Linked DNA regions of Homo sapiens: region 1 is linked to region 2. A link is a loop called in an ENCODE intact Hi-C map of the cell type or tissue named here. Cell type or tissue: endothelial cell of umbilical vein. All regions are shown on one strand. Links, peaks and the distances in the headings refer to the core of each region. The heading gives the core; the rest is flanking DNA.

Evidence for each region. A loop is a pair of places that touch in the nucleus more often than their neighbours do. Peaks named below come from ENCODE experiments on the same cell type or tissue, not always from the same donor. Only the 100,000 strongest peaks of a DNase experiment are listed, where the experiment ranks them.
Region 1: a loop joins it to region 2, with 6 times the contacts of the local background. A loop is called at or near these places in 2 of 110 quality-filtered maps.

What each region holds. Positions count from the first base shown.
Region 1 is chr3:149,271,830-149,274,752 of GRCh38, forward strand. It overlaps the pseudogene CPHL1P. Among named protein-coding and RNA genes, the nearest start is that of TM4SF18-AS1, 11 kb to the right of the region's middle. In endothelial cell of umbilical vein, for the core only: a CTCF peak has its summit at 1,506 (motif pointing left); DNase peaks (open chromatin) are centred at 1,482 and 2,602.
Region 2 is chr3:149,370,054-149,372,976 of GRCh38, forward strand. It overlaps TM4SF1 (transmembrane 4 L six family member 1), which reads right to left. Exons shown (of 5, transcript NM_014220.3): 4 at 1,634-1,814. Among named protein-coding and RNA genes, the nearest start is that of TM4SF1, 6.1 kb to the right of the region's middle. In endothelial cell of umbilical vein, for the core only: a CTCF peak has its summit at 1,352; a DNase peak (open chromatin) is centred at 1,188; H3K4me3 peaks cover 428 bases; H3K27ac peaks cover 2,500 bases.

The DNA of each region.
Region 1 (2,923 bases), core at 289-2,788, 98 kb before region 2:
GTGAGCTGACCTTGTGATGTGTACGAAGTAGAGCTGGCGGGACTTGACTGATGTATTTAGCAAGTGATGAGGGAGAGGGCAGTATCAAGAATGTTACCCAAGGTTTTGTCTCCAGTGACTAATTGGAGCATACTGGGGCCATTCCCCAAGGCAGGGAACACAGAAGGAAGGGAGAGATTCAGGGCAGGAACAAATGACGGGTTTTGGAATATGACGTATTTAGGTACGGATGAAACACCCAAGTAGAGACGCCAAGTTGCCAGGCCTGACTATCAGTAAAGGAGTTTGAACCAAAGTTACAGATTTCAGACTCATTAACCCACAGATGGAAACAAATGACTCAAAATGGATAAGATCCCTCTGTGCGCTTAGATTGAACAAAAGAGAAAAGTGCTTAGGACAGTGGGAATAAAATAGTTATAATATTTAAAAAGTATATAAAAATATAATATTCTATAAAATTATTATCAGTCCCAAATATTTTATAACAGCCTTATATTTAAAACCATAGGGCATAAATCAACATAACTGTAAGTGAGAAAGTCTTTTTCTTTTTCTTTCTTTTTTTTGTAGAGACACAGTTTCACTATGTTGCCCAGGCTGGTCTCAAACTCCTGGCCTTAAGTGATCCTCCCAACCTGGCCTCCCAAAGTGCTGGGATTACAGGCATGAGCCACTGTACCCAACCAAGGAAGGCTTGATGGCAGTTCACATACTTGCCTTTGAGAATGCAAAGCATTAAGTTATCTTACTGTTTAAAAAGAAAAGGGAGAAAGTTTGGAAATGTTCAGACTAGATAGCTAATGTTTAAGTTAAATATAATAAACACATATTCTTTATCTTGCCATTATGCAGTTGAGTTCCTTGCAATTTTGAGAAGGGCAAAAAGCTCTTCCAAAGTTGGTTTAAAAAGTTATCTCCCGGCTGGGCACGGTGGCTCACACCTTTAATCCCAGCAGTTTGGGAGACCGAGACGGGCGGATCACAAGGTCAGGAGTTCAAGACCAGCCTGGCTAATATGGTGAAACCCAGCCTCTACTAAAAATACAAAAAAAAAAAAAAGTTATCTCCCAAGGAATGTAATTTGTAATCATGAGACTATGTGTGTTTGGCATAGGAAACTGCAATTATTAAAATATTTATTGTGGAGAGATGTTTGTTCACCTAAAATTTAAACTTTGATTGTCATAGGAAGTTAAATTTGCTCATTAACTTCATAATTAATCTAGTGCTGTTGCTTTGTTGATCTTGTTTTAATGAACCAAATCAGAATTTTCAAAACTCTATATTCCCTTGCAAGTTAGAAACATATCAGCAAAACTTCCTCCTTGCAAGAATTATTAATAAACTGATGATTCTAACTGATTCACCTTAAAACATAAACACAAAAAGGTGGCAGTAATTTTGAAGGAAGATGGCCGAAGTGAAGTTTATTGGGTTTGACTACCATCTAGTGACCAACCTGAATTATTGGTTGAACTGAGGGTTGGATTTGAGATCGCCATCTAGTGCTCAGAGTCCAAGATGGCAAGTTTCCATTCTTGACTGGAAAACCAAGGTTAAGGCAGGAAAATGGAGTGCCTTGGATAGTAAAATTCCTCTAGGAGAGCAGAGGACAGCCTACCCATTCTGGTTTACTCTTTTACTGCAATGAGATTTTTTTTTAAAGTTACCTCTTTTACAAGTCAGTATTGGTCCAATAAGTCCCGAAGCTACATCTCTTGCAGTGTCTATATGGGAATGGTAAATTCTTGTCACACAATTACTGTCATTGGGGCCAGGTCCCTGATGTTCTTCTACATACCACTTGTAGGTATATTGTTTCCCTGGCTCCAGATATTCATCTTCCTTTTGCAGGCCTGTCGTATTATCAGGATAGATAGCACCTAGAAAACATATTCTGCACTGTGGTTACAGTAAATATTGGATAACACTATTTTGAATGTGACTCGGGCTTCCTCCATTATGCTACTTTGTATTTCTCAAAAAGTGTGCATTTCTCCCCACCATTTCCCAGATTCCTACCTCCCTAAATCCCCTTTAGTTGGCTTCTACCTGAATGCTCAGCTTGGCTGCAGTTTTTAGACTAAATTGGAATGAGGCAGGCAGTATATAATAGGCTATCATCACTCTTACTGATGGATTCAACAAATATTTATTTTGCACCTACCATGTGCCTAGATCTCAGATGCAGAGGTAACCTCTGGACTCCCGAGTTGCCCTCCATATTTTCTTCATTGCCAGTCAGACTTGGGACCCAGGGCATCCAAGGGTGTCCCTGTTACTTCCAAGTAGCCCACTGCAGTCCGAAGGTGGCCCATGCCGTTACTCTGAACTATTACCTCAGTTCTGACTTTGGACCGTTGCTCTCCTTTCTTTCTTCTTCTCTGGCTAAAGTGTTGCCTCAGATCCTTACCCCTCGTGGCTGGATCCTGCTAACTATGAATAAAATTCCTTTATTCAATAAAAGACTTTGAAACATGAGCAGCCTCTGATTCTCTATTCTTCTTTTGGGACCCTCCTGTTCCACACTGAACATGAAGAAATTATGACTGACTGTTTTGTACTTTCTTCCTGCCCAGCGGCCCAGCTGGAACTGGCTCCAGTCATGGTCCAGTTTCCTGAGTCTGTTTCAGTCCAGAGGATTAATTCAAGGCCTGTTTTCTAGTTCTTCTTCATGCTTCCCTGACGGAATCATCAAACCTCAGTTCAAGTTTTGAGAGTTGATTAAAAAGTAAAAAAATAAAGCAAACTCTTGTTAACATTTTTCACATTATATGTCTATAATATAGACTATTTTTCTTTTTTTTTATAGACTATATTTAAAGGGCAATAATCATTGCAAGATGGTCATGTAACATGGCAAAATAATGATGACAGATGAAAGGAATGGCATATGGGATTTCCGCTGCCCTGTATTATC
Region 2 (2,923 bases), core at 227-2,726:
ACCCAGATCCCTTGTCTTCCATGAGTAAAGGCTGCAGAAAGGGCCCATAGAAACTGCAGGATACTGATATTGGGTTGCTTTGAGTGCATTTGTGTGGGGTTTTAATCTTAGGGATTTAAAAGATAATGCCATGGAAGTTTCACACTGGTATGAGCTCAATGTGGGTAACCTTTCAAATTAAATGCTACCGAGTTATGGACCTGACTCTTCTACATGAAAAGACCTGCCCTTTGAAAGTGTCTTTTGTCTTATAAACAAAGGTAACAGATCTTCCCTGTAGTATCTGGGAAGAAGCCATCCCTACAGTGACTCAGCTGGGAAACCTGGTGTATTTACTACCCCAAATCAGAGGAGAGTATCATTCCCTGCCAAATCACTTCAGCCATTTTGGTCATTGGCTCTTTATGCCTGTCCCCAAAACGTACTAAGTGAGTACATTTAGTACAAGTAATCACTTACTTTGAACTCTGCCTTGTATGAAATTCAAGGCTAAAGGTAAGCTGCATGACAGCAATCCCTAGAGGATACTTCTCTGCCCTTCCCCAACCGTACTGCTTGAAAGAAGCTCCATATTGAAGGTTTCCCATTCCCTTATTTTCTTGGAAATTTGCCAAAGAAATTATTAATCTTGCTATACTTGCCTGATAAGGAAAACTAGATTTTCATTTTAACCTTCCCCCAAAATTACAGAAAGTTTCCTTTTATTTTCAGCAAAGTTTTTCATGGTAGCAATGGGCTTTCAGTTTTCATTAGGTTTTTGTCTTATTTTTAAAAGAAAGTTAACAGATCTGGCACCAGAGGAGTAAATGGTTTGAAAAATATAAGACATAAAATAACCCTCTCAAAGATAGGATCAAAGCTGGACTTTCATTAATTCAATAATATATATATTTTAGGAGGATATAGAAACAAGAACTTTCACTGCTACAAACAAATGCATTTTTTTCTCCTAAATCATATCCCCAGGAAACAAGTGCTTCCTGGTTTTCTTTCACAACGAAAGGCTTTTCATGAGCTGCTGTTCAAAGATTGCTAGTGATTCTCCATACTTACTGCTTAGGCATTTTTATGACTCCTTATTAGGAAGGAATTGCAGAAAATCCAACCAAACAGCAAGTGTGGAATACAGGTTAAAAGTAGGAGCTTTTGCACAGAGCGACTCAAGGTTTGAAGCCTGTTATTTCCTGAGTAGGTGATCTTAAGCCTATTGCTTAATATTTGAGTCATATGGGTTTAGCATAGTGCCTGATGCATTGAATGGTTGGCTATTACTTATGTATACTAGTTGGGAATATAACAGCAAACAAAGAGCAGACATCACTTTTTTTTCTGTCTCTGCAGCGAGAGCAGAGGCAGTGAATTAGATCCTGAAGGGAGCGCTGTGTCTATGGGCAGCATGTTCTTGTGTACATAGAGCCAACTGCAAAGAACTAAGACAATCCTGTGACTGTGAGACTCGAGGAAGCTTGTTACTGACAGCTAAAGTGAATGCTATAATTGTGTTGCTACAAAGATGATATCAGAATAAATGCTGGTAGGTCGAGCATGTTTGGTTTTGCCTTTTTCTTTATGATGAAAACAATGGTATATTAACACCAGGGCCAGACTACGACATTTTCATGCAGGTTCTTACCTGTTGGTGAGAGCAGCAAAAGCCACATATGCCTCCAAGCACTCCATTTATTACTTGAATAAGACACAAGATGAATTCAATTCCACCAAGAGCCAAGAGGATAGAAAACAGAGATACATTCCATTCCACAATGTGCTTGGGTTCAGTGCACTCGGACCATGTGGAGGTATCCAGAAGGTACCTGTGGGTAAAAAGAGAAACTTCTGACACACGGTCATACTTGAGGGGATACTTCATAAACTACTTTTGTTTGGTGGTTTTTCATTCAGAAAAAAGGAATGAATTATTCAATATCCTGTGTAAGTTTCTTCCACTGCATGTCATTCCACAAAATGGAGGAATTTAGCCCAGATCCTACTGTAATGATAAACATAAAATTATAATTTATAATTTTTGACCCCAATCTAGGATTACATGGTCAGAAATTCTCACCTTATAATGATATTTATATTCCCTAACAGGCATCTGAATTCTTATAAACAAAAATAAAAATGCAGAACTGTATTTGTGCTGTGTTTAAAGCTAGGTAAGATTCATGTATGTGTAGGAAGTAAACTACGAGCAAATGCGGAAAAATGAAAATAATTCATGTGCTAAAGTAGAGTATGTGTAGGTGTTTTTTAAAACTGTTTTCCAATTTTATTGTTGTTATTGGTATAAAAGATGGGTATTTGTATTCAATATTGAGTGAATATTTAGAAAATACAATCTCTTTAGGCTAGTTTTTTTTTTGAACTTTAAAATATTAATTTAGATCATTTTATTACATCTCAATTTGTTACTGCTGAAAATTATCCAAATTCTGGCAAGTTTGGATATTTAATATGCTGGAATTTTTCAACTGAGACCTTTGGAACAAAGCTATTTTTTGTTTTTAAGGAATAAATTAATTTGCAACAGGAAGCAAATTCATGGGATTAAACCCAACTAATTTGATAGCTCTTTACTTTTTTCTGAGACGGAGTCTGACTCTGTTGCCCAGGCTGGAGTGCAATGGCGCAATCTTGGCTCATTGCAACCTCTACGTCCCAGGTTCAAGCCATTCTCCTGCCTCAGCCTCCCAAAGTGCTGGGATTACAGGCGTGAACCACCACGCCCGGCTGATAGCTCTTCACTTTCATGATGCTGTGCCCAAGAGTTGATAATAGCATGTAGCACACTGCATTTGCTCATTCAACAAAGATTATTGAGCAGTCAGTGTGAGTCTGACACTGAGCCAGAGCTGGGGATATAATGGAGCACAGGGCACGGGCTCTGTCCTGAAAGAGCATAGCTTCTAAAGGAAGAGAC